Linked DNA regions of Mus musculus: region 1 is linked to region 2. Evidence: chromatin loops called from intact Hi-C (ENCODE). Cell type or tissue: heart. All regions are shown on one strand. Each heading gives the region's core, and the rest is flanking DNA. Links, peaks and the distances in the headings are about the cores only.

The links. Hi-C counts contacts between places; a loop is a spot of excess contacts. Peaks named below come from ENCODE experiments on the same cell type or tissue, not always from the same donor. Only the 100,000 strongest peaks of a DNase experiment are listed, where the experiment ranks them.
Region 1: it touches region 2 in a loop (2.3-fold over the local background); 2 of 42 quality-filtered maps call a loop at or near these places.

What each region holds. Positions count from the first base shown.
Region 1 is chr13:106,827,478-106,843,991 of GRCm38, reverse strand. Ipo11 (importin 11) reads left to right here. Exons shown (of 30, transcript NM_029665.4): 27 at 1,782-1,903. It overlaps Lrrc70 (leucine rich repeat containing 70), which reads left to right and starts at 7,690. Exons shown (of 2, transcript NM_001378597.1): 1 at 7,690-7,780; 2 at 9,156-10,273. The coding sequence starts at 9,428. The coding sequence ends at 10,003. Ipo11-lrrc70 (Ipo11-lrrc70 readthrough) reads left to right here and starts at 7,690. Exons shown (of 4, transcript NR_165805.1): 1 at 7,690-7,780. In heart, for the core only: no CTCF peak of the experiment used is centred there; a DNase peak (open chromatin) is centred at 7,641; H3K4me3 peaks cover 1,147 bases; H3K27ac peaks cover 750 bases.
Region 2 is chr13:106,752,899-106,769,412 of GRCm38, reverse strand. Gm30411 (a long non-coding RNA gene) reads left to right here and starts at 8,516. Exons shown (of 3, transcript XR_003950653.1): 1 at 8,516-9,208. In heart, for the core only: no CTCF peak of the experiment used is centred there; DNase peaks (open chromatin) are centred at 8,722 and 8,862; H3K27ac peaks cover 695 bases.

The DNA.
Region 1 (16,514 bases), core at 4,499-12,498, 76 kb before region 2:
ATGTTGCTCTGTAGAGTAGGCTGCCCTTGAACTCATTTGTAGGCTAGACTAGCTCTGCAGTTCTACTGCCTCAGTGTCTCAAGTACTGGATTATGGGCAGAGGTCACTACACTTGGCTTACTATATTTTAAATTAAATATGAATTGAAGACATGGCGATATAGATTAGATTGTCATGCTCCAGGTATAAACTAAACTGACTTGATTGAGTGTCATAGTGATAATATTATAATTCCTCTAAACCTAAAGGTGTATCACCTATTCTACTTACTAAGTAATTAGGTTTAAACACTGTCATATTGATTTATGTCCTAATATACCTTAGTAATTATTAAAATAATATACAGGACCTAGAGCAACGGCTTAGCGGTTAGGAGTGCAGACTGCTCTTGCTGAGGACCTGAGTGCAGTTTCCCGTTCCCACACTGGGCAGCTCACAGCTGCCTTTAACTCCAGCTCTGGGGAATCCAGTGCCCTTTTCTGGCTTCCCGAATACCTGCTGATGTGTACACAAACCCCAGCACTGATGCTCTCATGTGCACATAACTTAAAAATCTTTAAAACATACGTAGAAATCTAGTGATTTTTTTTTTTAATTTCAGTTTTAAATGACACAGTTACTGACAAAAGTGTATTTGTCTGTTGGACAAGACTCAAATTTTTAAATCAGCATATTGTATTAGATATATGCACCTTAATTTTCCATTCCACCCCAACTTTGGGGTCCTACTATAAGGAAAGGAGTTAAGAAGAGGATTACAGTGTTAGAACTGGAAACTGTGTTGAGCTTAGTAGTTCTTGAAGCACCGGGCAGATGTTGCTGTTTTGATCATTTTAAATATTCTTTGAGTTCATAGACCATCTCAAGTGCAATACATAGTGTAGGGAACTCACATATAAAGGGATTTCACCTAGCAGCTGCTTGCCTCTTCATTAGAAATGATCTAACTGCTAACTAGGACAAAATGTAGCAGTCTTAAAGTAGAAGACAATAAGAATGTGCAGTGGATTTTATACGTCCAGATTTATATGGTGACTATTTGCATTAAATACTTATTTTCTTAAAGTAGAAGTAAACCTATGTATAAATAAACCTCATAAAGAGAACAGTTTTCTTGATCTTTACCAGAGAGAGAAAGAGAGAAGGATGTCTACCAGAAGGCAGCTCACTGTGGATGTTACTCAGACCTACAAGCCTTTCTTTCCTATCAGTGTTTACCCTTGTGTTGGGGCACATGAGCGAGTGCCTTTGGCCGCTGAGTCAGCGCTCAGAGTCAGTTCTCTCTCCCATTGGGGACATGGACATTTGGTTTGCCTTCAGGCTCATTGGTGCTTACAGCTGTTATAGGAAGTGATTTACTTCTTTCCTCTGAGGCTGCCGGTTGGGGATGCAGTCAGTCTGCTCCTCTGAGGGGAGGCATAGCACATTAGATTGGCAGCTTATAGAACACAGAACAGTAATCATCAATTTGAAAGAAACTATCCTCTAAATACAAATATGTGTACTTTTTCAGTATGTCAGGAAGACGGTCTTGATTTATTCAGTGATATTACTCAAAATACCATTGGCTTCATTCAGGCTTTGCATACTTGTCTTTGTCTCTCATGATCAATTGGAGTCAAATTTGGTTTTTCTTAAATTTCTCTCTAAACCAAAGTTTGTCCCAAGTTCTGTGACTTTTGTGTTTGTGTACTTGAACTTTAACCATTTCTTAGGTTTTAGTTGTCTTACTCATGCTCAAATGAAGTTTCAGATAGTGTGAGATACCTCCTTTCTTCCAGATGGACCAGCTTTTAGGAAATGTGATTGAAATGTGGGTCGATCGAATGGACAACATCACACAGCCCGAAAGAAAGAAACTCTCAGCTTTGGCTTTGCTTTCTCTTCTGCCTTCTGATAATAGGTAAGAGGATGAAATCTTGATTTCTTTCCTTTTTCCTTTTCTATATTTTTATGTGGATGTTTTTCCTGCACTTGTGTGTAATCCCCATGTGTGTGCAATGTCCCGGGAAGCCCAAGACAAAGAGGGCATTGGCTCCCCTGGAACTGGGGCTACAGACGGCTGGGAGCCGCCACGTGTGTGCTGGGAGCCCAGGTCCTCTGGAAGAGCAGACAGGACTCTTGAGCCCGGAGCCAGCTTTCTACCCCAAAGCTGGTTTCTTTTAAGGTGTAACATAGCTTGGCATTGTGTTGTACAGCTATAACCCCAACACGCTGGAGGCTAAGGCAGCCTGGGCCAGAGCAAGAATACCCTAAAGGAATAAAAAAAAGAGCAAATAATAAAATGATTATTTGGATGTCTGTGGGTGGTGGAGGAGCATGCTTTCCAAGCCTCTAGTCTCAGTGGTGAGCACCATGGGGTGCCTATGTCCCACCTCATCTGTATCGAACACTTTTGTTCCATCGCTCTTGCTGCAGCCACTCTGCAAGGATCCCCACCCCCCCCACAACTTTAGTTTGAATTTTAAAGATATAAAAGCAACTATATAGACTTGATACTGTGTGAGAAAGATGACCTCAGTATATTAGATCTTTATATTTTAGGGAATTTTTAGAGAATCATTACCTAATGTTAAATTAACGGCATTGGTCCACTAATTATTTTGCAATTGTTCAGTATAACTGTCCTTTCTGCTTTAACAGTTTCATAGCTAGAATACTGTACAAATTCTGAACGTTCAGTTTGAATTCCTCTGTTTTTTTTAAAAGCATACATTATTTATGCATAGAGGGTAATATTTCCTTGAGCTGATTTTTTTAATGAAAATAATGTGTAGGCTTATGTACATAAGCCTTCTTTTAGTGTTTTCAAAGGAATTTTTCTTAAAACCCGTAGGTTAGACCAAAACTACTCTAACAAGTGATAGTGATCCTCTGGTGTCTACTATAAATTGGCAATCCATTTTCCAGCTTATTTTAGTTATGTATGCTTTTAAAAGTTTCACATAGACATATAGCAAGTGAGTTTTGAATTTTGTTTTAGCTTCAAGTATGTCCCGTTGGGGAGTGGCTAATGTCAGCTCATTGATTTAAACAGGGATTGGTAAAGCAGCAAAGGGTGCGCGTCTCGCTTTCCTGGAGACAAGGCTTTGTGGTGAAAAGTTCTGGGTATCAGCTATGCTGTGTCTGCTCTGATTGGTCATACTTTCACCTTAATTCTTGTCGGAAAATAGTGTATGTAGTGTTAGTATTTAGAAATTTATGTATATACTTTTATAAACTCTTGAAGGTTTGTTTGTTTGTTTGTTGTTCAAAAAACAGTGTCTGGTTATGTAGGCTGGTTGGCTTGATTGAGCGTGATTGTGGGCCAGGCTGGCACTGAACATAGGCGATCCCACACTTCTGCTTTGTCGCTGCCGGAAGCCAAGCGTGCACCACCACATCTGCACTTTTTGGTGATTTAAAAAAAAAATACATTAGACTTGTAGTATTGTAAGGTAGAAATTGTAGTATTGTAAGGTAGAAATTGTAGTATTGTAAGGTAGAAATTGTAGTATTGTAAGGTAGAAATTGTAGGGTAGGTTCTAACGAGTTACATTTTTCTTTATAGTTATGAAAAAGGCACCAAGGATGGGTGCTTTATAAAAAAAAAAACAGGGTCCAACTCACAGTGTAAGAGGCTAAAAGTTCAAAATCTTGTAGACCCTCCTTTGTTTCCTGCCTCATGAGTTTTGATTAAATTAACCTGATTGTTCCTAAATGGATATTCATCATGGTAGACTTAACTCTTCATCTTTAAAAAAAATTGTGTTTATTTGCTTTTTAAATTATACAAAGGCTATAAGGCCATTTTCATGTAAGTACATAATGTACTTGAAGATATTCCCCCATTTTCATCTTTTGAAATAAAATAAATCTTTTGTAGTATTTTATCCATACATCCTAAATCTAAGAGACAGGTTTGAGACAGTGCTCACCTGTCATTTCTTTGTTTTTGGTTTTTGTTTTATTTTTTTCTTCCTGTCCTTCTTTGGGGCTGGAACCCTGTGCCTTGCACATGCTAGGTAAGTGTTCTAACCCTGAGCCACACTCCCAGCTCTTGATTTTACAGCATCTCACTCACGGGAACTAAGCGGTGTCCCGAAAGAACTACCTTAATCCCGTCTGAGGGCAGCGTCTCTTATGACCTCATCACCTGCCTCTTGGTGCCACTTCTGAGATGCCGCCTTCCTCTCAACACTCTCTGGGCAGAGTCATGTGCCAGGCAGACTAGTTCCTCGTTCGGTGATAGAAGCATGTTTATTTATATATACTTTTATATATATGAGTACTTTGCATATATATCTGCACACCAGATCCCATTACAGATGGTTGTGAGCCACCATGTGGGTGCTGGGAATTGAACTTAGGACCTCTGGGAAAGCAGCCAGTTTTCTTAACCACTCAGCCATCTCTCCAGACAGGTAGAAGCATGTTTTAAGTGATTCTGCAGAGCTATCCCTCCCCTGGAGAAACTTACTTGATATGAAAGTTTCTGGCTTATATTTGATTGGTTGTTGTTTATTGATCGAATATTTTGAATACCATGAAAATCATACATAAGGATATATACTTCGGTGTTTACAAATCCTGATGTTCATGTTCAGATATTCTATCACTTCTTCTCCAGAAATGAGTTATTTAAGGTCTTCATACTGTCTCTTCAACTATGAAATTAGGCCAGTAGTACACCTTTTAAAGCATTGATGCTGATGTTGAAACCATTCATCTAAGAATTTGGTGCATCGTCCCATATGTTAATTGTGTTATGCAATTCATATTGAGCTAGTGAGAATTTCTTGTTTTTGTTAATGCTACCGTACCTACTGTATTTATATATTTATTACAGTTTATATTGCTATCTTTATTGTTCAGAATGGAAAATACATATGTTTAATGTTCATTTGTGAATATGATTATTCTATTGTACCAAAAGAAACTGGTTCTTAAATTAGGGAGTGCCTGGTATTATTTCCGCATCTTTAAACTCTTGCTGATTCATGCAGTGTCATTTTCACAGGAACATTTAACTACTCTCAGTGCCTGCATAGACAGATAGTAATGTTGGCCTTAGCGTTTATAAAAGCATTGTATACTCTGTTAGATTTTAATAAATTAAATTTATTTACTTTGTGTGTCAGAATGTGTACCATGGGAGGTGTACAGATAAGAGAAGACAGCTTGGGAACCAGTCCTCTTCTTCTACAAAACATGTCCTGTCAGGTGAACGTCAGCCTTGGTAGTAGATGCCTTTACGTGCTCTGCCATCATCTTCCTGCCCCTAATCTGTTGGCTTCTCTCTGTTCTAGCTGAATTCAAGTCAGTTTGTACAGACACAGGGAGTTGTTTTCTCTAAAGTCTTCACTTAGTGGTTATATTTTTATTGTTAGAAGGGGTATGTTGCTATTTGGAAAAATTAAACATGAAGAACAAAATTCTTTTGGTAGAATGCAATAGTTTTATGTAATTCATAAAGGTTCTTTATAGTTACTGAAAGAGAATTTTGTAGACTTCCCAAGTGACACCCTCCCCCTGAAATTAGTAGTTAAGGCAATATATAGAAACAGGTAAAGTAGACAGGCTACGGAGGAGAAGGAGTCCTCACGTCGTTCTGATCTTGTCTTGTGTGTCTTCCCTTTATTTTGAATTTAATAGACTTGCCCTTTAACTCTTTCCTGTTTGACTTGTATGATTTAATTGAAAATTGTGTGCATAGTATTCTCTCCCACTTTGTATGTTACTGATAATACTAAAAATAAATTGATAAAAGTCAGAAATCAATGGCTAAACTATGTATAATTATTCAGCTAGAAGACTTTTATTTATTTACTTGTATGTGGACGCATGCGTGAGATAAATATATATGTATGTGTGTGTGTGTATGTATGTATGTATGTATGTATATGTGTGGCACATATATCGAGGGCACAGGACAACTTGAGAGTTGGTTGTGTCCTTTCACCTTGTGGAGACAGGGTCTCTCTTTTTTTCTGCCACGCTGTATACTCTAAGCTGCCTGGCTTGAAAGCTTGTAGACAGCTCTCTTGCTCTCACCTCTGACTCAGAATAGGAGGATGAGATGCATGAGGTGCGTGCCACTGGATCTGGCTTCCTTATATGGTGCTGGGGTCCAACTCAGGTCACCAGGCTTGTATGCCAAGAGCTTTACCTTCTGAGCGGGCTGCCTGGCTCCTAAATCTTTATTTAAATAAAAAATTACGTTATATTCAGATTACTTTTCATGCCAAAGTATTCAAATTAATTCAGACATTCATATAGAGTAAAAAGTAATTCAGGAACATCTACTTTTACTCTTCCGCAACTCATTCCCTCCCTCCCCCCTCCCTCCCTCCCCCCCCTCATGTGTCATATGTAAACACATTGGTGTGTGTGTGTGGTGTACATTTGCACATGTGTTTGAAAACCAGAGTTCATCTTTTTTTTCAAGATAGAGTCTCTTGCTGATTTAGGTAGGATGCTGTCCAGCAGACCTCGGGATCCCCTCCTGTCTCTGCCGTCCCAATGCTGGGGTCTGAGTATATGGAACCACATCAGCTTTTTTGACATGGGTGCTGGTGGTCTGAGCTCAAGTGTTGATGCTTGCATAGTAAGCATCTTACCTACCCAGTCATCTCCCCAGTCTCTTCTCCCTAACTTTTTATCCAGGGATAAACTCTGTTAATAATTTGGTAAGGGAGTTTATGTTACTTTCCAACCCAGGGCATGGCCTTAATTTCCTCAATTAATTGATAGTAATCAGTATTTTCTAAACAAAAAATATTTTTAAAAATTCAAAATATTAGAATATTGTGTTAATATTTTGTTCATCCTAAATTATTTACTAACTTTATGTTCTTTTAAAAATCAATAAGTCTTCAGTAAGTATTTGAAAATAAATAGGACAATGCGCTTAAAAATTCTTGGTGTGGTAGTACATGCCTTTAATTACAGACTCAGGAGGCAGAGTCAGGCAGGTCTCTTATGAGTTCAAGGCAAACCTGGCTTTTATGTATAGAGGGTTCCAGGCTGGCCATGATTACATAATGAGACTCTGTCTCAAATGTTTTTATAAAGATCACTTTATTTTATATACTCCTATTTCAGTGTGCTTTTGATTTAGTGACTGTGATATTGAGCAGGGGAATGTCTGTCAGTAATGTACTTGGCTTCCGATCCTCAACACCTACCTTCAAAATCCAGCTGTGGTCCTAACTCTGGGGAGTAGCAACTGTCTGAGAAACTGTCTGTGAGCTCAGATTGTGAGAACCTAGCTTAACAAGCAAGTTATAGGGTAACAGAGGGGGACACTGGTGTCAATTCTGACCTTCACGCACGCGTGCAGGCATGCACGCACACACAAACACAGAGACAATATGTGTTGTTGATAACTAGAGACTTCTTATTTAGATTTTTGAATACCTCAAGTTTTCAGACATTTGGCTTTAAAATCCTCTTTCAAGTTATAGGAATTACTTAGGTGTATATATTAGGAAAACTGAGTGCGTTCTGAAAAAAAAAATACTTTCCTGAGACTTCCTTTCAACAATACTTTTGAAGCACAGATAAACTTGCTTCCTGTCTCTCAGTTTCCTGTATCCATGGCAACCCCTGTTTTACACATTGGCTGTAGAGGAACCAGTGTGAAGAGTGGCGTTTCCTGCATAGCCATGGCTTTAAAATTCAAAAAACGGTGGAGTGCTGGCGGTCAGCAGTGCCCAGAGGAACTGAGTTAAAGAACGGAGCTCTGCAGAGTTAAAACAAAGCCTTAAAGCCACGTGATGATACGAGTCCCGTATCCTTGGTAAGATTATTTAAGTACAGTTGTTTAGCCGAAAGAACCTGGTGGAAAAGTACAGCCTGCTTTTTCTGTTCGTATTTTCCTAAGTTATTATTTGATGTTAGGCTTCATATAGGTTATGGGGCATGTATCCAAAAATCGTTATCCTCACGTCATTTGTTATGTGTGTCAGAGTCGGTTCTAAAAGTTTATCTTAGCAAACATATTTTAGTTTGTTGAGTTTGAATTATCTTTGCTAAAGAATTGATTTCATAGCTGTGTTAGCAGTTCATACTGTCACCCATAATATGTGTTAACACGCGGTTTTGGCTTATCCTACTTTAAATGGACTATTGAAGTTTCAGTATTTTGATACTTTTGTTTTAAGACCTTTCTGACAATTTAAAATTTTGTCTTTGGAGTCAGTTCTGATGTGGAAAAAGAAGTTAGGTTGGGTTACATGTGGATTTTTATTTTCTCTTCCTTGCCTGTGTTTATTTCTGGTTGCTACCTGCTCTTTTTTTTGTTCGTTTGTTTGTTTTTAATATCATTATTGTTATTTGTATTCTTACCAACTCTAAATGGAAGACAGACTACCCCAGTCCTTTCACATTCCTTAGAATTTTCCTAAAGGTCCAGTTTTTCTGGATTTGGGAATAATGTTTCATGTTAGTGAAATTGGATTATTTAATTCTTTTCCAGAATTCTATTTGGGTAACTATCACGTATGAATATCTTAAAGGCTTTGTTCAGTTAAGCCATTTGTATTTTCTATCTTTAAACAGTTGTATAAATTGCTTAGCGCCTAAGGGGTGATGAGATGTTCATAGTTTATATTTGTGGTCTAACTGGGTGTCTTTTGTTCTAAGGACATTGATTGGTGGTGTGTAAAAGTCTACACTTACCGAGAACTCACCACTGTCCTAGACATAGTTGGTATACTTGTTCTGTTCCCAGATTCTTTTTATTGAACAATAAAAATTTAAGGACATAGATCTCAGACTTTCAATGTCTTATCTCTCTTCATTTTTTGTATCTAGAAAGTAATATCTTAACAAAAGTAACATTAAATGTTGTTACAAATCTTGAGACTGTCTTTAAGTTACCTTTTTGAATCATGACAGCCTTTTGCATTTATCAGTGAGCTATTAATGTAAATTATTCCCTCCTGAAGCGTGTAAAGATCATAAATGTCACTAGGATTGGGTTTAGTAAAATTAACAACCTTAAACATTTGACTTTAACTGAGAGTTATTTTAGAAATTGTAAACCTGATACATTTAGCTTGTTAAGCAATTTATTGTAAATTAGAAACAAGCATCTTAACATAGATAATAATACATTTGAACCTCTGGGAGCATCTTGAAGATCCTTAATCTGTCATTTAATAATCTTACAGAATTACATCCAAGGGTCCCTAAGCCATTGTCTTCATTGACTCCTCTTCAGGCAAATTCCAATTTTGAGAATACAAACTTTTGGGTCTTCAAGAGTGGCTAGCCTCGTCAGCCCTTGCTGTAAACATCTGTTATCAGAATCCCATATCTATGTGTGGCAGAACATTATGTTATATTAAATGGACTAACATTACAAATTGCCTTTACCTTGGACCAATATATCCAGAACTTGGGCTGTAAAATCTCTTCTATTCATCACACGACCACTGCACTAATGATGGCCTGGCATAAAGTAAGCACAAGTGGGAACCCGTTGGAAAGCCCTGTGGCGGAGAGCAGTCGCGTCTGGGAACCGGCCCGAGCTTCCCCGGCCAGTAGACCTTTTCAAGAGAGTACACTTGCTAATGCACTGGAGACGACCGCAGTTGTGTCTGCGCAGACACAGCTCACTTCTGTTACCTTGACCTCGGAAAAAAACACTGCTCTACCAATTGATGCCTCTTCTGTGTCAGGAAAAGCATCTCTCATTTGTACACAAGAAGTTGAGAAGTTGAATGAGGCCTTTGACTTTTTGCTAGCTTTTTTCATCTTAGCTTGTGTTTTAATCATTATTTTGATCTACAAAGTTATTCAGTTTAAACAAAAACTAAAGGCTCTAGAAGACTCAGTGGAAAATAGACTCGAGTATTACAGCTTTTATCAGTCAGCAAGGTACAATGTAACTGCCTCGGTTTGTAACACCTCCCCGGATTCTCTGGAAAGTTCTGGCTTGCAGCAGATTGGACTTGATAAACAAATTGTTCCTGAAAATGGGGCACAAGTCATTCTCTTTGAACATTCTGCTTTATGACTCAACTAAATATTGACTATAAAAAACTCCGTAGTGCCATGTGGCCATAAAATTTAATCCTTCTCATAGAATTATGTTAGGATTGTTCAAGTGTTTATAAATAATTTGAATAAAGTGTATTCGTTCTGCATATATTTTCTTTGATACTGTACCAAGATAAGTAGCCAACTTTCTGGGTACTAACATCATGTTAAATATGCCACAAATCATGTTTATCTCTAAAGTCTTGTAAGGTTGTAATATCTATATTAAATTACACATAAGGAAAAATGGGAGAGAGTTTAACTAATTTTTCAGAATCCTCATGACTTACGGTGTGTTTTAGCTCTGACTTGAGCCGAAGCTTTAATTTTATGCTTTGGTGCTGCCTAGGCACTAAGATTACAGTATTGAAAAACTAGATGTGGTTCCTAGTCTTGCTAGAACTCAAACCCAGAAGAAGACCCACGATTAGTATGCAGTATGCTAAGTGCTGTTCTCGGAAGCACTTTTGAATATGTGGTGATGAAGGGTAACTTTATGAAAAAAATAAGCATTAAAACTATCATTCTGTGCATAGACACACCTCTTGGTGCTCAAGAGGCAGAGGCAAGCAGATTGTGTGAGTTCTAGGCCTGCCAGGGTTATATAGTAAGGCCATGAGCCAAAACCAAGACAGAGCAGCAGCCACAACAAATACACTTTATCAGCAAACAGATTAACCCAGTAAAGAGAGCTGTCAGAAAGGGTACCATGTTAGAAAGATGAATGAACAAGAAAGAATACTGCTTTTCAGGACCTAAAGTCCTGACAAGATTTGCATCTATATAGATAGGTCAATGATTAAAGGCTATTATAATTTCATGCTTTATTCTGAGGGCCACTGGGAGCCCTTGAGAAATTTATCCACTGGAGAGATACTATGGAATTCACCCTCTTATAGAAAAAATTCACTCTTTGTGGAAGGAACAACATTAAGAAGCAGAACTATTAACTGGTGAGAGATGCCAGTGTAGTAGTGGGCAGGATGGATAGAAAGTTACTCTGCCAGTCTGATGACCTGTTTTGGTAATTGATTGAGGGGAGCTAAAAGATGTCCCGCTTTTGCCGTAGGCAATTCTGTACTCCATTCTGGAAGCTAAGGGATGATGTTGAGGCGGGTGGGCCAAGAGGCTCAGTTTTGAATGAGTAGGATTTCAGGTTCCTGTAGAGTTGATATCCCTGTATGCATACCTGGCAAGCAGCAGCTCAGGATCAGGGTTTATCTGGGAAAGCTCACTTACCATCTAACCATTGAAAGTAAAAACAAACCAAGCCACTTGCTGCCAAGACAACTAAGCAAGGAAGATTGGGACTCGAGTGTTTAGACGCTTTAATATAGATATTTATTAGAGGAAATCAAGTAATGCAGTGATTTTCTATATTAGTACACGTTTGAAGTTAGATGCAAATAATATTAAGCAATAGTTTAATAAACAAATAATAAATGTTTGTGATAGTTTATCCTGAACCACAAGTAGATGATCAGCTACGTTTGTTCTTCCTCTTGATCCAATTTTTATACTTTATTAAAAAGTTAATACTATCCATATATTCTAAAACATTCTAAGGTATTTAATCAAATGATAATTTTAGCTTCTTTTCTAAAATGGGAATACTTGTAGTAAGGTAACAGTATTATATAATTCCTTAAGACTATAGGAAAAGTCTATACTGTATAATGCCTCAACCTCAGATTCACCCAGAGTTTTCTTATCCCTGCTCCATTTCTACCACCCAGGTGTGTGATTGAGTGGGTGTGGAACACGTCTGTTAGTTTTCAGGTTTGTTTTGTATTAAAACATAGTCTTTTTATGTAGACCAGGTTGGCAAAGTGTTGAGATTAAAGGTGTATGCCAACATACCTGTCTGGTTTTCCATTTTCACAAGTTTGCGGATACTGCTGGTTGGGAGACCATGTGTTGAGAATCGCTGCATAAAGATATCTGAGAGAAAATGAGAAGGATCTGAGGTGTTAGTTTAAGATGCACTGGAAGTGGTAACAGGGCTAAGAGATGCTCACTGGGCGAAAGTACTTGCTCTGCAGGCTTTAGGACCCGAGTTTGAATCCTTGGAACTTGCAAAAGTGAAAGTGTCTGCAGTCTCAGAGTCAAGAGCAACCCTGTAAGTGTCTAGGGCTTACAATGGAAACTAACCAAAGAGATCCTGTCTCAGGCTGGGCGGATGGTGATGATGGATGATGGAGGTAGTCCTGTCCTCCACATGCAAGACCCGCATTCACTTAGAAAAGAAGGCACTAATAGTAACTTCTACACCCACACCAGGGTTTTCAGTGTTCAGTTCTAGGCTTAGTTTATGATTTCAGGGCTGGGGGTGGGGGGGGGTGATTATATTAAAAAACAAAACAAGCCAGGCAGTGGTGGCACACGCCTTTAATCCCAGCACTTGGGAGGCAGAGGCAGGAGGATTTCTGAGTTTGAGACCAGCCTGGTCTACAGGGTGAGTTCCAGGACAGCCAGGGCTACACAGAGAAACCCTGTCTCAAAAAACCAAACCAAACCAAACCAAACCAAGCCAAACCAAACCAAACCAAACCAAACCAAACCAAACCAAACCAAACCATTCTTTTCTTTACATACAAACTTACGACTGAAATGAATATTTTTCCCCTTGAGGCATTCTTAATTTCTCAATTTCTTTTGTCAACTCCTCAGAATTTGGTCTGTTCCAGTTGTTTGCATGTAGTAGCCAAAGGTACATTTAATGGAAGAAAATGCAAACAGTGCAGAAGTGTGTGTAGTAAAAGGTAAAAGACTCTTCATACTCCCCAACTGCAATTCTGTCTTTTAAAGACATTCAGGAGAAACATAACTGTTTGGAGTTTAGAAAAATCCTCATGATAGGGTCTCTACTTTGATCTTAAATGTTCCAAGCTTAAAGATTCCACTGCTATGACCCGGAAGCTTAAGCAACAGTTTAAAAAAAAAAAAAACCAACCAACTATTTTATATGTATTTTTGTACATAACATAATCGACTGAGAGTCTACCAGAAAACTTTAGTTCTATTACTAGTGATCTATAAATGGAGCTGTAATTAATCACATTTGTTTTCATGAAGTATTATTCAGTTTGTGCCTTGTCAGCAGGTACTCACTTTAAAAGTATTAGTAAAATCACTTTTTTTTTTTCTTTGAGATGTGGTTTCACAGTGTAGCTCTGGCTGTCTTGGACAATGGTCTTGGACTCTGTAGACCGTGTTGGCCCGGAGCTCACAGAGATCTGACTGCCTCTGCCTCACGAGCGCTGGGATTAAAGGTGTGCAGCTACTCCCAGCCAGGATACTATACTTTTAATGGGAAGTCGTTTTCAACAACGGGAGACCTTAAGTAAATGTTCTTGGTGGGGCTGGGCTGGGCTGGGCTGGGCTGGGCTGGGCTGGGCTGGGCTGGGCTGGGCTGGGGTGGCCTGATCTCCTGTTGAGTTTCCAGTACATGGACATAAACCTCAGTCTGCCCTTGGTTGTGATTTTGGAACACTTGCTTTGGCCAGATAATTTTCTATGGCAATCATTTTTTTCTAACCTTAATTGTATATGGGTATATTTCTTTGTATAAGTAATAACATAAATAAATGAATAAATATTCTTTGATACACGTATGCTTTGCCTTTTAAAACTCCTCTTTCCTCAATGATTTCTTGCTTATGAAAGCCTCTTGACCTCTCTTGTAGCATGGCTCCACTCAGAGGTTTATTGTTAGTGTAAACAGAATGAACTTTGCAGGGGCGGGCAGGCAGACGGTAGCGTTCCCAGCAGATAGAAAGCCCTGGAGGTGGAAGTCCATGACGGAGACCAGTGAGGATAGACAAGGGAAGGAGAAGAGGACCGGCAAAAATACTGCTAGGAGCTTGGGTTTTTAACTGTTGATGAAAGCTATTATTGAAAGATACAAATGTTTGCTTTAAAGCAGGGGAAAGATACATTCAGATTTTTCAAAAGAACATTCTAAAATCAAAGTGTGATGAAGCATATCTGTGATTCCAGGGTTCAGGGGGTGGGGGTGGGGGGCACAAATGGACCAAAGGTTAAAGGTCATCCCCTTGAAGGCCAACTTGGGTTACAACAAAATCCCTCTAGTGTGTGCTGAGAGGATGAATTACAGAAGCAGCGAGAGGAAGTTTCCCTGGTTGCGAGGTCACATGGGGCAGGCTTGGCCCGTGACACAGCATCTGTATGGGAATATCTGGAGATAAATGTGGCAGAATTTGATGGTGAGTCGGTTTGGGGAAGAGTAAATGAGGAGAAAAGTTAGAAGTGAAAACCCAGGTTTCTGGCTTGATTCTGGTGTGATAGAGCTTGTGTTTGTGGAAGGAAACTTAGGAGAGCCTGGTTTTACCTCTCCCTTTTGTTTTGGTGTTTACTTTTGCTGCGGGCAGGGCATTCATAGTTTGGCGTGCTTGAGTGTGACCGCTCGTGAGGTTACCAGGAGCAGATGGGGGAGAGGACGTGGTTCAGATAAGATTCCCATGCCCTGAGAAAGCTCCTGAGAAAGCGGGCAGGGGTTGGGGTGGAGGGACTTTGGCACGGAGCCCACGTAGATGGCAAGCCTAGATGGCCTTTTTGGCTAGATTATACATGTAGCAAAGTAGCCACATTTTTGACAGGGTCTCACTGTGTAGCCCTGGCTAGCCCCAAACCATAAATAGACCAGGCTGGCCCTGCACTCTCAGAGACGCATTCATCTGTGCTTCCCAGGTGCTGGAATTAAAGGCTTTTTCTATCATGCCAGCTACCTTATGAACAGTTTAAAATAATTTAAAACTGGAGGCTAGAAAAATAGCTCAGTGGTCAAGAGGGACCCAGCACTTTTATGGTGGCTCACAGTCATTTGTAACACCAGTTTCAGGAAATTCAATGTCCTCTTTTGATCTCTTAGGAAGCATGCACATAAGTATACACAAAGCACTCATACACATAAAATAATAAAAATACTTCAGAGAAATGTTTTCTTCCTCTTATTCCAGATCATAGTTTTAGGTTTCTTGCCACATCTTTTTAACTATCAAGGTTATTGGGGTTTTTTGTCCATTTCCCCCCACATTTTTATTAAATTTTTCTTTTGTCTTTGTTTTTTTGTGCAATTTTGTTTTGTAACTTTAAGGCTTCTTTCTTGTGCTTTATTGACAGGTAGTTTGTAATCAATTGTTGCATCATTGTTCTCATCATTCGTAGCTGAGTTGCCTTTTAATCATGGAATGCCAGCTGGGCCTGGGCACACACCGTTAATCCCAGCACTCAGGGTGCAGAGGCAGGTAGCTCTCCTTAACTTTGAGGACAGCCTAGTCAACATAGTGAGTTCCAAGATAGTCAGAGCTACTGTAGCGAGATCCTATCTAAGTGTGTGTGTGTGTTTGTTGTTTTTTTCATGTGCATTATAGTGAAAAAAATGAATAAATGAAACTGGTATGCAATTAGTTTCTATGATCAAATAGCCTTTTATTTGCTGGTTTCAGGGTTTTGTGCCTTCATTTATCTAATCCTTGTGCTCATAGAGTTGGTTACCACATAACAAGTGTCCCTAGGATCCACAGGGGATTGTTTTTGGGATACTTTGGATAATATCTACAGATGCTCAAGCCCCGTTTATAAAATGGTGGAATTGTACACCCTTCTTTAACCATTGCATAATCTGGAGATGACTTAAATCCTGAGTAAGTTATACCCCACGGTTATCGACTAGAATAATGAAATCTGTACATATTCAGTGCAGATGCAATTCTCCCTCAAAGTGTTTTGAGTCATGGTAGGTGGACTGCATAGATCTGGGTCCAGCAGATACTGAGGGCCGAGGGTGCCAGTGTTTTAAATGGCCTGTGTTAATGATGGGACTTTAGGTCAGTGGTGGAGTGTTTGCCTAGCAGGCGTGAGGCCCTGGATGTAAGTACTAGCATGGGTGTGGATATAAGTCCTGGCATGTGCTTTTTGCGACTCGGTCAGTTGTTTTCATGATTTCGTCTGAATCAAGTATATGAGAAAAGAAAGTGAAAGGCACAGGTAGAAGGAAGAACAAACTGAGATCTCTGAATGACCCCTTCAGTTTCTCTGTGACTCTCCAGTCTTCTTGATATCAAAATTCCTTTGTATTTAAAAAAATTTCATAAATAGATTTATGACTCACTCGTCCTCCATGTTCTGGCGCATATCCAGTATAAAGTAGTCAGTTGCCTATTTCTTATCTATATATCAGCTATTCATGATAGCGATTATATTTATTTGTTTGTTTAAGTGTTTCTGTAAACATTTGTGTGTGTGCACACACGTGTGGCACAGCACCTATGTGACCATTGGAGGACAACTTTCTCCCCTTCTGCCATGATGGTCTTCGGGGTTGACCTGGTTGTCAGGCTTGGCATTGTTAACCTGCCGAGCCACCTTGCCAGCCCCATGACTATAATTTTAAGAGGAAATAAATAATAAGAAAAGTCCAGAAAGAAAATAAAGGAAAGTCCGCAGCATTTGGGATCATGAATTAA
Region 2 (16,514 bases), core at 5,803-13,802:
ATGTGGAACAACAATATGAACTAACCAGTACCCTGGAGCTCTTGTCTCTAGCTGCATATGTATCAAAAGATGGCCTAGTCAGCCATCACTGGAAAGGGAGGCCCTTTGGATTTGCAAACTTTATATTCCCCAGTACAGGGGAACGCCAGGGTCAAAAAGGGGGAGTGGGTGGGTATGGGGGACTTTTGGGATAGCATTGGAAATGTAAACGAAGAAAATACCTAATTAAAAAAAAAAACAAAGAAGTGTGGTAAGACAAGAGGAGGGACCAAGTGTCAGAGCAATGTGTTGCGGGCTTTGAATCCAGAGAGGAAGGAGCCACCTGCCAAGGGAGTTCTGGGGCCCTAGAAGTCAGAAAGGCAGGAAAATGGTTTTTATTTCAGAACCCCAGAAGGAACTCAGCCTCGCCCACACTTGTTCTTAGAATGTCTCAGCTGCAGGAACATAGACTCATTTTGAAATAAATTTCCGAGGTTCTCCGTTATCACAGTAAGGAAAGTATCTGTCTCATAAAACAAATTGGTGGGTCGGGAGAGATGGCTCCGTGGTAAGATGGTGGGTCGGGAGAAATGGCTTCGTGGTAAGATGGTGGGTCGGGAAAGATGGCTTCGTGGTAAGATGGTGGGTCGGGAGAGATGGCTCCGTGGTTAAGAGCAGTTGCTGCTTGTGCAGAGTCCCTGGGTTCAGTGTCCAACCCCTGTGCTCTCTTCTGACCTCCATGACCACCAGGTACACACGAGGCATACATATGTGCGTGCAGATAAAGCATTAATACAAAAGATAAACGAATTAAAAGATATTTAAAAATGGAAACTTGAGATTATTTGTCAAATTAACAACACAAAATAAATGTGCCCATTTTCTAGGTAGCCTGTAATATTGACTTGTAGAATGTCTGTGTGAATTAGAAGAGACACGAAGCCCCATGTTAGACACTTCACAAGCTATCATGAACTATCCCGTCCCTCAGTTCCTAGTCTCCAGGTTTGACTCAGGTGAGTTTCTGAGCTGAACCACATGGCATGTGTCATTTTTACATGTAGCCTCACTTGGCCGGGGGGGGGGGGCTTGTTAAAATTGCTGAACCTCAGGTCTTATGTAGCTTCTTATCTCAAACCAACCGATTTAGAATCCATTTTTTAACAAGATTCCCAGGAGGCCGTATGTACTTTAAAGCCTGTGAGTTACTGGGTAAGGCATTCTCCAGCAACATCCGAGATCTGACAGAGCAGATGTCTGGGCCTTTCACATCTGCATTGTTGTTTGCATTTATCTCTAGTGTTCACAGGATTGGTGCCACTGCGATAAATATAGAAATGCTCTATTAATATATAAGAGTCAGACCAGGATTGTAAAATGTTCAGTTAATGCATTCTCCTCTAAAGAGAAGTGTCCACCTATTATAAACAGCAACAAGTACTGTGTTTTTAAAGACACAAAATTAATAGACAGCAAAGAACATAATAGAAAGGTTCTCGCCGGCTGTTCAATGTGTACTGCCCATTCTGGCTTCCTTGAGTACTCTTGCTTAGCCTCTTCATCAAGTGATCCACCTCCTTGCTTCACTTAGAAGCCATTCCTAGACATTTCTATAACAGCTTCCTGCTGTTTTCTCTTTAACAGGAATGCTTCAACTATTCTTTGCAATATCTGAAGACAGACAAGAGATTTTGGAAAGCTCTGAACTTCTGGAGTAGAACACCCTTTCCCTACATAGAACTCTGAGCAGTACTACTCAGGGCAGTCCAGCCATCCTATCAGGTGGCCACGATCCTGAGCACAGTTACAGTCCAAGCATCAAAACTTAGCAACAGGAGACACAGGTGTGCAAACTCCAGGAAGGCTATAGATGACGCCTAGAGTGAACTCCAGCCTAGAAATTGAGTACAACCATATGGGTAAAAGTTAGGGATATGGGCTGATATGATGAGGGCCCACAGGGCCAAAGATAGATATGGCATCCTGAATGGTTACCATAGAAACAATTGAGATGTTGATGGCTCTTCTTAATGAGGCAGCAAAGGATGTGGTGCTGATGCAGGTGCTTTGGCTACTCACTCTGTGCTCAGCCTGACTTCCACCCAGAAAAGCATATTAGCAGAGACTAAGGAAGCCTATAGAAAGCCCACTATCATAGTCATTCAAAGGTGGCACCCTGCACACCCACTTCAAGGGCTGGTGTACAGAGGATGGGTTTTCCGGTGGCCTTAGTTCACTGGATTCTCTCTTCCTATTTGTAGTTCTTAGTGAAGAAGAGACATCCTGAGCTAGGGAGAGTATCTACAATATCCTGGCTGTGTCCTTACATCACAGATAAACATGCTCTGCTATGTGTGTGCCCTCTAGGCCAAGTAGTAACAATAGCGTAGTACTTTGGGTTTCTTTAGTTGCAACTGGGGTATTTGCTGACAGAACGGCTCACAGTGGAGTCCAGGCATCTCTGACCTCACTGTTTACATGCAACAGACTTAACTTGTCTGACTTTTTTTTGTGGAAGTGTTCTGTCACCAGACTCACACAAATAGTGATGCTATTGTTGCAAGCCACAGTCCATTTTTTAAACCAGATCACCAAATTCCTAGAGCCACTGGACAAGGTGTTCTCTAACATCACAGAGCTGACAGAGTAGATGGCATGACCTTTCACATCTAGATTCTTATTAATGTTTCCAGATATTTCCAATGCTCAGAGGATTGATAGCTTTGGAATAATTTTTAGAAATGCACTTAGAATTGCAAGATTCTCAGTGAACTCATTTTTCTCTAAAGAAAACCATCATATTATTTTTAAAGTGATCAGAGATCTAGAAATCACCTTGTGAGGTGGCATAGGCTTGCTTCACTGAGCCAGAGCCTCACACTGGGGCATCATTGGGTTTGAGCTATAGGTCTGGTAGGCTGAAACCTCTGTGCCATTTTGGGGAGCTCTACTTCAGCAAACATGATACCCTGGAGTCTCAGTGAGAAATTACAATTTCCTGTTCTTATATTATACAAAAAGACATATTATTGTATCTTATGTTTAGAGTAATAAAATGTGAATATAATATTTACTCCATTGTTAGGGTCCATTGTGCTCACAGACCCACTTACCATGACTGGTAGGTAGCTAGTCCCAGTTGTAAATAATAGAGGGGCCATCTGCTTTGGGCACAGACACTCTCCTAGCAAACTGGCAACCTGACTGAGTTTTCTGGTCCTTCCTCCTTTTCCATGTCCTTTCAACGCCCCCCCCCCACCTTACTCCTGGCCCTCACAGAGTTCAAATCCACTATATGTAACACTGTTAAATTACAGCAAATTTCATAACTTTCTATAATTTTCCCCATTTCCAAAACATCAAACCTGAACATCAAGATCAACACTCCCAGAGATGAGGACAATCCATGCCAAAATGACAGAGAGAGAGAGAGAGAGGGAGAGGGAGAGGGAGAGGGAGAGGGAGAGGGAGAGGGAGAGGGAGAGGGAGAGGGAGAGGGAGAGGGAGAGGGAGAGGGAGAGGGAGAGGGAGAGGGAGAGGGAGAGGGAGAGGGAGAGGGAGAGGGAGAGAGAGAGAGAGAGAGAGAGAGAGAGAGAGAGAGAGAGAGAGAACCTTAAGCCTGTCCAACTGAACTGGCAGCCCAGCATGGCTTGATAATATTAAACAGTAAAATGGACCGTCAGCCTGTGTTTGCTCTCCAGGTAAAGTCCACTGGTGGAGTGTGTGGTGCTGAAAGGCGGCTTCTCACTGTAGAAGCGATGTATATATAGAGGACATGTTAATAGAGTGCCTTTCAGCTATCCCTGAAAGGCTGCATTGAAGCCAGACTCTTACATTCAGAGGTCACTTCAAAGGTGGTCCTGTCCCTCAAGAAACACTTGGGGCCTTTTCTTCTTTATCCTAGATTTTTGATTCTGACTTAGTAATGATTGTGGTGGTGGTGGTAGTGATGATGAAGAGGAGGAAGAGAAGACATTTTGATAGTGTTGCTGTTTAATTTGATTTCTTCCTATTCTTGTCACTTGCTAAATGTAGAAAGAGGCTTAGAGAGCAGGCTGTCTGCTAGGGTTGCTGATGTTTCTAGTCTTCAGGCCCGGCTGCTTGCTATCTGCCTGCTCCTTACTGTGTGCCCGCCTTACTGGCAATGTAGTTCCCTTCCCTTCCCCTCCACTTGGACCCTCCAGGCTCACCCTCTTCCCCTGATGCCCACCCAGCCTTTCTAGAGTTTTCCTTGCTCCCTGCTACATTCAGTTGAGCAGTGCCCTGTTATTCCACAGTGCCCCTTTGCCTGCTCGTATGTAAAGCTCCCCTCTTTAGACACATATGATGGTGGGCTTTCTAAACATAAGTAAGGCCTGCCCCAGATGGTTAACGGTGCTTTTCACTCTACCCATTGAGAAACATTTGTGTAGCACACATGCCTACAACACACGGTAGTATGTTTTCATGGTAGCTACAGTGAGGCTACAACTCATCACTGCTCTGTGAGCTATATTCTCTCTGCTCACTGCAATTCGAGGCTTTCAGCTCGGTCTAGGGAATGTCCAAAGGGGCCTCAGTTCGAATCTGCTTTGTTGGGGATCTAGTCCAGGGGTGGAGTGGTTGTCTAGTCTGTGTAAAGTCCATGGCTTGGCCCCTCGTACTGTTGAGGGAGGATAGAAGGAAACTGAATTATGCCTTCTTCAAACAGATTTAAAAAAAAAACAGTTTGGGCAACCATGTAGCCTCTTTATGGTGGCTAGGCCTGGTGTTCTGTACAAATTAATACAGGCCAGTAGATGTTGGAACAGATGTTCTCTCTCTCTCTCTCTCTCTCTCTCTCTCTCTCTCTCTCTCTCTCTCTCTCACACACACACACACACACACACACACAGAGACACACACGCCAAACCCTGGTGAGCAGAAGCCATTTCTGTTGAGGCACACTGCAGGGAATCATGGAGTTGGCTTGGTCTAGCTGCTTTGAGAGGCTTGTGTCAGGGTTTCTCAAGTTTAGCATGTATCAGCCTCTTGAGGTTTAGGCATGTATCAACCTTATGAGTTTCTGGGGTTTGAGTTCACAGCTCCTGGGGTACTGTGCACCTATCAGTACCTGAGAAACTGAGACATTCCCTCAGGCAGTGAAACACTCAGGTCACCCATGTTTCTCTGTGTTCCTTAGAAGTTGGCGAAGCAAGTAGAAGTTTGACAGAACAACTAGTCTTAGACATTAATCTCATATACCAAGTCTATCGGCAGCTGCCATTATGTCATGGCAACCCCCTTTATGTCCTGTTTTGGTAACTGTATAAAAAGTCTGATTGCTTCGAATGAGCTTCTCTCCACCTCAGTCTTCCCGTAAGCTCTTCAGTCTGGCCTGGCCATAGCAGAAGCCCCTGGTTTGGTAAGCAGCGGTACTTACAGCACACAAATGCTCTCAGGGGAACTCTCTAGGCAAAAGAGCTTGTTCTTTGAATCAGAAAATCCAAAAGAAGAGGACTAAAAAACTAAAAAGCCACATTTCTGAGAAACTCTGCCAGCTAACATCCCGGGACCCAGGCTACTACTGGGTGATCTCTACTGAGACTGCCAGGCCTCTGTCCTGCAGTGGCTACTCTCACTTCACTTGGTGTTTTCAGGGTCTAAGGCAGTGGTTGCAGTAGAAGGTGGATGCTGTGTTGGCTGGCTGAAGCCAGTGGCCAAGAGCAGCAGCCTGAGTCCCAGGGCCTGGTCCAGCTGCACCTATGGGTCAGTGCTTACTGTGGTGCGGAGATGGATTCAGGGCCTTCCATGTGTTCTTCATTTCTCTTAAGACCCTCCCCAATCATGGAGAAGAAATGTAAGTACAAGAGGCGAACCGATTGTCTATATAAATCAGAAGCCACTTAGCAAGCAAGTGGTTTAGATAGCACTGAGGCTGGCCTCTGGCTCTGATATTCTTGCACTTTGCCTCCAATCTAGCAGGTCCCTTGGCTCCATCCTAAGCCCTCCCCTTCCTTTGCTTCCTTGCTGCTTTGTCCAGGGATAAAATGTTACCAAAGCAAGGCAGCAGGAAAGCTAACTGAGTGTGAGCTGAGCACCCGTTTGCCTCATCCTAACTAGAGCTGCTTTGTGCTTTATGGAGCATGTGTGGTTTAGGGAGCACAATAAGCTCCCCACTTTTTCTTGTGACAGAACGCAGCTGACACAGACTGTCCCTGTTCCTCAGGACCACACCACTCACATGCCTAAGATCAGAGAACCTCAGATCATGGGAGATGATAAGCGATGTTCACTCCTGCTTAGAGTACATGGGACCACAGGGCAAATCACAGAATCTGTCCCAGCATTAGGCCTGCCTGACTCACTGCCTCCCCACACCCACTGTAGTATTTTCTGGCTGTGGGCAGGGTACAGAAGTGGGGGCTTCCTGGAAGGAGCAGAGGCCAAGCACCTGGGCACCTGATCTGTTCCCAACCCAGTTACTGCCTTCTCAAGGTCAGGGTCTGAAGAGAGGTCTCCTGTGAGGGTCAGCTGCTTCAGGAATCAAGGTGGCATGAGAGAAGTGGAAGGAAGTCAAGAAGAGAACCAGTTGTTCATATAACCAGGCTTTTGCCTTCTTGCAGAAGGCAGTCGTGGACAAGTGGGCTCCCTAGGGGATTTATAAGTAGACCAGAGAAGGTGGGGGTTTCCAGAGTTTGACTAGATGGAGCTCTTAATCTAGACAGTCATGCTCAAAGTGCCTGAGTTTGAACAGTTACCCAACAGAGACTGTGCTTTTAAATAGAAGACATTTGCAGTTTGAATTCACTGGATTGGGACAGTTCATTTTCCTAGTGCTAAATGAAGACCAGGGGACTCCTTTATGGAAGGAAGTAACACATAGCTATAAAAATCAAACATGCTTCCTGTCTGTCCACAGGAGCCTTAGGGATGTGGTGATGCATTCATCTTTGCCAACTGTATTGCAGCAGGGAGGCAAAAACGAGGAAAATCTGGCTATCTACCTGCTCAAGATTTCCAGTGGAGGCTTTCTGTTGGGAACTACACACATTACACAAGGAGAAACAATTAACTGAACACACACACACACACACACACACACACACACACACACACACACACACTCTAACTAAAAAAGCTAAGCTGTATGGAGGAACTGAGGTGGGGAGAAGCCAGTTTGTGTGCAGGGAGTGTGTGTATGAATGTGGTGTATATGTGGTATACGTGTGTATGTGCATGTTCCATGTGTGTGGTATTTGGTATGTGTGTGTGTGGGAGAGGTGTGTATATGTGGTATGTATATGTAGTGTATGTGCATGGTATTTGGTGTGTGTGTGTGTATGTGTATGGTTTATGTATGGTGTGAAGTGTGTGTATATGTATGTGGTGTGTATATGGTGTGGTATGTATGCATCTGTGTGTGTGGTAGGCTGTATGTGTTGTGTATGTGTAATATATATATATATGTGTGTATATATATATGGTATGTGTAGTGCGTGTATATGTATGTGTGTGCATGGCAGGTTGTTTGTGGTATGGGGCATGTATGTGTGTGTGCATAGTGGGGTGGTGCATGGTGGTGTGTGTGTGCATGTGTGTGTGTATGTGGTGTAGAGAGTGCTCTGACCACAGGGCAGGAGGTGACTAGCAGGAGTGTGGATGGTTGCTGCATGTCAGAGACAATAAAGGAAACCAGTGGCTACACAGTGAAACCACAGAGTAGTTGGAAAAATGGAGCTTTGGAATAAAGAACACAGGCCTAAGTAACTTAGTTATGCAGGGATCTACTGTTTCTTAACAGCCTCCTCAGTCTCAGCCAAGTTGGTTTCTTCTTAAGTCTGACTACCTGTGGCTAACTGTCCTTCACATCAGATCTAGCTTCACTCTCCACTGGAAGTTGTGTGGTGCTGGCTCACCTTTCTTGTGTCCCTGATGCTGGACTCAGTGGGATTTCCCTTCTCTGTTGGCACTGTCTCTTCTGAAAGCTGCTGTCCAGAGACCCAGCCCTGTCATCTCATAGAGACTTGACATCTGTCTCGGGAGCCACCTGATGGATCTTTCCTGTCTTCTCACTTCGGGACCTGAAGAACTTGGTGTGATGGTAAACCTCCGTGATCCGTGACTAAGCTGGTGAAGAAAATCATAACCTTTAATTCTCAAATCCTCTCACACTGGCTTTTGGACATTTATGAGCAGGATTAAAGCTGTCAAGATGTAGATTTACTGAATCTCTTCCGTGATTAAGGTTGTTGACATATGGATACGGCCTTATCAGTGAAGGGCTTTTGGTGCCAAGCCTGGCTGTGTGGACTGTCCTGGGAACAGTGGGAGCCACTGAATACTTCAAAGCATGCGAAATGTACCATACTCCCATGGCTGCACACTGGAGCACATGCAGGGCATGACACTCTTGGGTATGTATGCCTCAAAAGGACCATAAGGGAAAAGTCAGAGTAACCCTGGGGATTGGGGTGGGGGAGGGAATCCCCATTTTAAGTTTTGGTCCCTCACTTTTAATCATGTCATTCTTTCTGGGAATCCCTCCCAACACAGACAGCTCACCACCCCACTCCAAACAGTGTATGCAGGACAGAAGCAGCTATGTGTCCCGTTCTGCTCTGTAGAGTTAAGCCCCGCGGCAGATCATCTCCTCACTGTTTGGCACAGGCGTGGAGGAAGACTGAGGTTAAAGGAGCAGGGAACAGGAGATGATTCAGTTCCCTCTCAACCCAGCCATTTCCTCTCCTCTGCTTCCCTGGAGTGGACACCTCTCCACCCCTGGCATCTCCCTCTTCCTCTTGGCTGACGGTCCTGCCATGCTGTCAGTGACTTTCCGCATGCCTCCTGTCCTTCACGTCGACATTCCACATGCTTACCCAGTTCTTCTCTTGGCCTTTTCTTGCTCTGTGCACCTCCCTGAACTTATTTGCCAGTGCCCTTTTCATGCCCTCTGCCCCACTTCATCTGTGTGTGTGCCAGCCTGTCTCATGGCCTCTTCTTGCCTTCTCCCTTGTTTAGCTTCTTACCCTCTTGTCTGTTTTGACAGATGGCTCTCCAGTGGAATCTCACTTCCCTTCTGCTTATCTAGCTTGTCCGACTTTCATTTCCGCCAAGGACAGCTGTCCCTGTGTCTGAGGAGCAGATGTGCCTTTTGGACTCTTATTTCTCCTTGGCACCTTCCTGTGTTCGCAGCTCGCTACGCCTTGCCCTATTTCTGTCGGTCTGTAAGTTCCTTGACCTCTCCTACTCCTGTGCCTGCCTCTGTACGGTGAGTGGTGTTGACACTTCTCCTGTAGAATCCCTATGGAGACTCGGTGGGCTGTTTAGTGCAAAGCAGAGTGTAGGACATTTCCTGGCACAAAGACGTCATCCAATCAACATTAGCTCTTACTATTATATTGATGGCACTATTAATATTATTTACATCCACAGGAGTGCCTCAAAAACAGAAAACACAGAGGCAGCTTCAGGTGGAGGGACAAGGTGAGGCTGGCTACAGGAGGACAGAGCACATGCCCCATGCCAGCTTAGACCCACTAATTCATACCTTCTACAGGCTAAGGGGATGTTCATGACCAGCAGTATTCCTTCTTACCAGGTAAATGATAAAGTGAAGAACAAAGTAGGTTGTATAAACATGGACTTGGTAGAAATTTTCTTTGAAACAGAGTGAAACAAAACAAAGCAATTGACAGCAGGTTGGTACTCCATCTGCTTGTTCCTTCCAAAGCTCCATCAGGATTGCTAAACGCAGTTTGGATGTTGACAACAGCTGGAATCCGCCAAGCGTGTATTTTAAGCTCCGCCATTATAATCTGTATTTCTTGCTACTTAGTTGTTTCTGTTGGCTGACCCCCACAATGATGAGTCTGACTAGCTCTATCAATTCAGACAGTTTCAGACCTCAGAGTGTATGGAGAGAGAGAGAGAGACACAGAGAGAGAGACAGAGAGAGAGACAGAGAGAGAGACAGAGAGAGAGACAGAGAGAGAGAGAGAACGAGAACTATATCTTTCTTTTTGATAATAGAAGGAATAAAGTTCAATTATTGAAATATTAGAAAATAATCAGTAAGCAGTCATAATCTATCTACTCATAAATAGCTACTTGTGATATTGTGATGTCTAAAGGGTCAAATGCACATAAATATGTGTAGTTTGATATATATATGTATAGATACATATGTGTGTGTGTGCATTCACATGCCTATCTTACCCTGTGTTTTAAAAAGATTTTTATTAGCACCATGATAAATATACATTTAAAGCACTGGCTATTTTGGATAATATATATCTTGACTATTTTTATCTATGCATATTTGTTTTTAAAATTTGTTTATTTATTTTGCATATTCCTATAACATTTGCAAACTGCTTTAATTGTGATAGGTGGATATTGTCTCAGTTCACCTCCCACAAGAAGCACATGCCAAGAGGCTTTTACGATATATTTTATGTATATGAATGCTTTGTCTTATCTATGTCTATGTAATACATTCATGCCTGATACCCAAAAAGGCCCTAAGAGGATGTTGGATCTCCTGGTACTAGAGTTACAGGCAGTTGTGAGTTCCATGTGAGCGACGGGAGGAACAAGAGCTGTTAACTACTGAGCCATCTCTCCAGCCCGATCCCAAACTTTAATTAGTTTGTCTATCTGTCTGTCTGTCTCCTACCCCCCTCTGCTGTATTTGTGTGTGTGTGTGTGTGTGTGTGTGTGTGTATGTGTGTGTGTGTGTGCCCAAAGAGGCCAGAAGTCAACACTAGATTCCTTGAAGCTGGAGTTACGGATGTAGCTTTAGCTAGCCTGGAACTTTCTATGTGGACCAGGTTGGCTTTGAACTCAGAGATCTGTCTGCCTCTGCCTCCCAAGTGCTTGTATTAAAGGCATGTGTCTCCATGCTTAGGTATCCAAGAGAGCTTTAACTGTGCACAAAACATTGGGAGATCTCTCTACAAGACATGAGAGCGAGCAGGGCTATGGAAATAAGGTGAAGCAGGGCTCAGCCCTGTTAGAGGAGACCTACAAGATAAGCAGGTGGAATGGTTCTGAGAGGGTCTTGCTCAGGCGGATGGGTCTCAAAGCCCGGGCACAGGTGGCTCACTAGTCGTCTGTTCCTGATCTTGGCTCCTTCACTCTTTGTGGCCATTGATCAGAGAGAACATGGCCTTGGTGTAAACATTACTCTGATTCTGAAAGGAGCCACTTGGATGCTTGCACTTGACTACACGCCCCACAGAAGCATCTTCTGAAGGCTCTCTAGTGGTACAGCAACCTAACCATTTCAGGTATGTAACACTGGGAGGGGGAGGCCGTAGGATCAGAGGTTCAAGGTCATCCTCAACTGTATGGCAAGTTAGAAGTAGCCTGGATTACCTGAGACTGAACAACAGCTCTAACAACAATGGTGTTTCTTATTATGACTCTTTGTGTTCTTCTTGCTAAGAATTTTTAAAAAATAAACTAATTTTCAAGCTTCTGCCTGACCTCGGTATGTTAATTTCCCAATTTACCTCTCAAAATCCAATACAAAGTGAAAATCAAGCCATAGAGTAAAAAATCAACCTAATCCAAGAGGAGGTGGCAGGACATGAAATGTTTCATAAGAATTTTAGAAGGTGCATGCATGCCATGATTAATGTGTTAACGACTATTCAAAGCAAAGAGACGGAAGCCCCAGGTGCCATGCAGAGGGTTGCAAATGAGCTGAAGAAGCTCAGAAGCTTTAGGAACTCAACAGGCTGTGTATCCGGGAGGAGTTTAGGTACTGAGAACAGGATTGGTAAAGAGTCTGTACAAGAAGATTGACCTTACTGTAATCCTGACCATCCCTGGTTACCATGACACCGTGGGAAATGGGAGGCTTTCCTCTCAAAGGATCTCAAGTTCAAGGCCAACAGTGAGAATCCCCCACACCAATAAAAGTTACGGCTGTGGAGGTGGCCCAATAGGTACTTTTATTCTCTTTCTGTGCTAGTGTGGGGACCTGAGTTTGGATTCTCAGTATCATGTGGTGGGGTCAGGTCTGAGGGAACAGAGACAGATTCTGGGTGCTTGCTGGACAGCCAGTCTAGCCAAAATGGTGATCTCTAGGTTCAATGAGAGGCCCTCTCTCCAAACCAACCAACCAATCAATCAATCAATCAATCAATGGGTGTGTGTGTGAGGAGACAGGGAGAATGATAGAGGAAGAATCCAGTATTAGCTTCTGACCATCACATATGCACTCACAAATGCACCTACATCTCTGTAATCACACATGCATACACCACAAACTGAAGAGGCTACCAAATTGAGAATTTTAGACCACATATGAAAGCAGAGATCATGTGACAGTCTACCTGCTATGATGAGCTTCCTGGTCAGTTCTTTCATCTTAGGTGCTGGTATTCGTTCATGTATTTATTATTACCTATGGAATTAAGGATAAGATATTCAAAACTGGATCATACTGAGATCTGGGTGGGAGCAAATATCTACTCTAAGGAATTCATGAAAATTGATCTATTCTTATGTAAAGATTTAACCCCAACCAATAATTAAGTGCACTTAATACTGTCTCAAAATTTAATGTTTATGTAACACAAAATGAAGAGTCTGCCATGAGTAAGAGTCATCAGAGACCACACATACAAAAGTGAACACTTGTAGAATGTCTGCAATTAGAATATGGTCCACATTTCGTGCATTGACTCTAGGTTTGAGGTAGGAAACACTTAGGACTAGATACAGCTGGGGAATCCTTAGGGCCTTGGTGGGCTAGGACTAGCCTGTGGATGCTGAGAGGGGTCTCAGAACTTGAATGTGTGGCTGCAATGTTTCCCTGGAGGATTCCTGATCTTGCTTATGTATACTTCTTATGACTTTAGAGATTTATTTGTTTTTATTTTATATGTATGCATGTCTTATCTGCATGTATGTATATGTGCTGTACATGCCTGATACCCTCAGAAGCCAGAGGAGGGCACTGGATCCACTGGAACAGGAGCTACAGAAGGTTGTGGGCCACCATGTGAGTGCTGGGAAGTGAACCCAGGTCCTCTGCAAAGGCAACAGCTGCTGATGTACCTCTCTAGCCCTCCTTGGTGCACTTTTTAAAAGCCTGATTCTAAATCCCTTTTGATTTGTTCTCAATGTGAAATTGATAGCAGGCTCTGGTAATGTTGACCCAGAAGGACCTATGAAATGTCATGTAACCCCAAGGGCCGAGGAGAACAGTTGAAGTACCCTAAGCATCCTCGAGGCAAGATGCTCTGGGTAGCTTGATGTTTGAGCCTTCCTTCTGTCCTATGGAATGACAATCTTATCATTGGAAAGCCGAGAAAGGGAGTTAGATGAGCAGAAGGGTGCATCCCCCTGGGAACATGAGTCATACCATGGTCATGAGCAGTGGCACGCTGCTGAGAATTAAGTCTTAGCTCTGCTGGTTGAGTGACCACAGGCTAATTAAGCTCTCAGCACTACAGTGTCTTTGTCTGTGAACTGAGAATGTAACATCCCCTTCACCCCAGGGTGACTATAAGGATTAAATGAGTTTATACTTGTCCGTGGGGCCCACTTGGGAACAAGGACCATGCAAGTGTCACCTGCTAAATAAATAAGTGGTGACTTCTAATTCAATAAGGCCAGGGCGCCCCCAAAGACACGGTCTGTTGGGGGGCCTTTTCTCAGGAATGTTGGACCACGGCTGATGTGAACTCAGAGCCCTCCCTTTGTGCTGCACTGACTTCCTAGAGTCAGAATGGGGCTTACTGGGTTCATAAGTATTAGGGTACCCCTCAGACTTTTTATTTTCAATATGAAGCAATTGAGACCCAGGAAGCCTTGGTCACAAGTTTAGCTTTATACAGCTTGTGTATGGCAGGGCCACAGCCAGAGCACTGACTCCAAATACATTTCTATTAAGCTGAAATTATTTTCCCCCATCCATAAATATCTGATAAAGTCAGGCATGCAGGCCCTTTGGTAGGAGGAAAGACTTAATAATTAAGCCTCTTTCTGAATAAGTCAAATTGCACTCATTAGCATGCTTTCCTATTACAAATTATCTAATCATTATCCTTATTGAGAACACTCAGTGCCAAACATAAATGGCAGCTCTGAGAATGGGGGTTAGATTAGTGGTGATTTTTGTCAGTGGCTTGTTAGGTATTTCCATTTTGGGGCCTTTGATTTACCTTCTCGTTTTTCTTCTCTTATTCCTTGGAATTTTGTCAAATACAAATAGCACCCTTATTTTATCAGTGTTGTCAAAACCTGCACATATCTGGACTCCCTTCTTCTGCTGGAGTGCTGTCCTTCTATTCTTGTCAAATGCACGTAGATCCTTCACAGTACGTACAAAGCTTCAACTCTCCTTTCCTCATCTATGTTATTTATAAACATACACTATAGCTAAACCACCCCACAAATGTACATTATAAATGTACACACACACACACACACACACACACACACACACACACACATTTCCTACTGATGACATTTGGATTGCTTCCATTTTAGGCCCTGAAGGTAGTATCATGACACATTCTAGTGCAGTACTGGGGCAGGACCAGGCTTTTGCATATGCTAGGCAATCGCTAAGTCGCTAGACTACATCCTTAGACCCTCCTTTTTCTTTTCTTTTAATTTAAGGCCAAAGGACATATACTGAAGATTGAGACTATGTGACCATATTCTTTTATAGCCAGATATTTTCCCTCTGGCTTTTATGAGCATACCAGTTTGAGCCTACTCTGCTCTACCCTGAGTATCTGGCAGTTTTTACTTACAAGCAAGTGTGCTTAGCTAGTCAGTGGTGACAAACCATCTCCTGGATGTTATCACAATAATAGTGTCCTGGGTTGGAGATTTTTCTCTGTTTCATTTTTATACTTAGTTGGCAAAACCTATGAACACAATGGTTTTTATTTATGTAATAGCGCTTTGTAAGATAATTATGCAATGCTAACTTGCTGGTAATATCTTACCCTATATTATAATATTACAACGTTTTGCAATAGAAGGGTGCTGTGGTAATTTACAATAGAAAGAGAGAGTAGAAAGGAGGAAGAAAAGGGAGCTGGGGGGATATGTGTGAGAGGAGCATCAGATTTCCACAAAGGGGGAAACAAGCATTGCCCAGGAGTAGGCTACACTCACAGTTAGTGTCCTGACCAGGTCTCTTCTTAACACTTGAACTTGAACCTTCTGACCTCTCCCACCCCAATGGCCTGGCATGGCTTCCCGAATGTTTTCTTTTCCTCAGGTTGTACAGGTTCTGCTGGCTGTCCCCTCATGCTTGGTCAGATGCACACATGCACACATACATGCCCTCACCCACACAAATAAAAACGAACACGAAGTCATTATTGTTGGACATGGCAGATCTTCAGGGCTAACATCAGAGTAACAGACTTGCCTGAACTGAGGTGTAAGTTAAAATTCAAAATTTCAATGGTTCAATATATCAAGTTTTACTACTGAGATGATTTGTATATGCTTGGCTCAGGGAGTGGCACTATTAGGAGGTGTGGCCTTGATGTAGTAGGTGTGGCCTTGTTGGAGTAGGTGTGTCACGGTGGGCATGGACTTTAATAGCCTCATCCTACCTACCTGGAAGCCAGTCTTTGGAACAAGAGGTGGAACTCTCAGCTCCTCCTGCACTATACCTGCCTGGATACTGCCATGCTCCCATCTTGATGATAATGGATTGAATCTTTGAATCTGTAAGCCAGCCTCAATTAAATGTTGTCTTTTATAAGAGCTGTCTTGGTCATGGTATCTGCTGACAGCAGTAAAACCCTAACCAAGATAGCTACTCATTTGTGTAAAGTTTTATGTTGGTTGGGTGACTTTTCTTAGTTCTACAGCTACATCATTTGGCACATGGAGAGTGCATGGTGACTTACAAGGAATAGGTAGGATGGAGGGGGAGGTGGCATACTGGCTTTAGCTGCTTCAGGTCATAAGTACCACAGTCTATGAGTTAACCTCATAGCTGACTTACATCTGTCCCCAGTAGAACTTCAAGGGGGAGAGGAGATGTAGAAACAGTTAGTGAAGACCAGCTAAAGGCTGCAGCGATTTCATTCCTGTGCACTTATGATTTATAAGGTAAAAGCAGTCCATTTGTTCTACAAGCATCACTATGTAAATAATGGGAGCTCTAATGATTTCTGTTTAGTGGATTTCCTAAGATAATAGGATTGCTGATCTCTCTGGAAACGATGCTGATTTGTCTTCTTGGCACCTTCTGGAGGCAGCTCAAAGGTCACTCTCAAGCTCTTTCTCTCTCTTTCTCATTCCTTGAGTTGTTTGTTGACCAGAGACTGGGAGGCTGTAGAGATGAGGAAGTGGAGGAAATCCTGAGTGAGTGATATCCTTAATGTGTACTGTTGACATGGGTGCACCTGTGTTGAGGACTACAAGGCTTTGGACCCATAGGAAATTGGCAAATCCATTCCCATATGGAGGCCAGATGCAAGAAGGGTGGTAAAGCTCTTCCTGAGAGTGTGAGTATTGGTTAATGTTTGATCAGTGGGGGCAGCATCTCCTCCTCTCAGATAGTTATAGCCTGAGACTGTTCATCT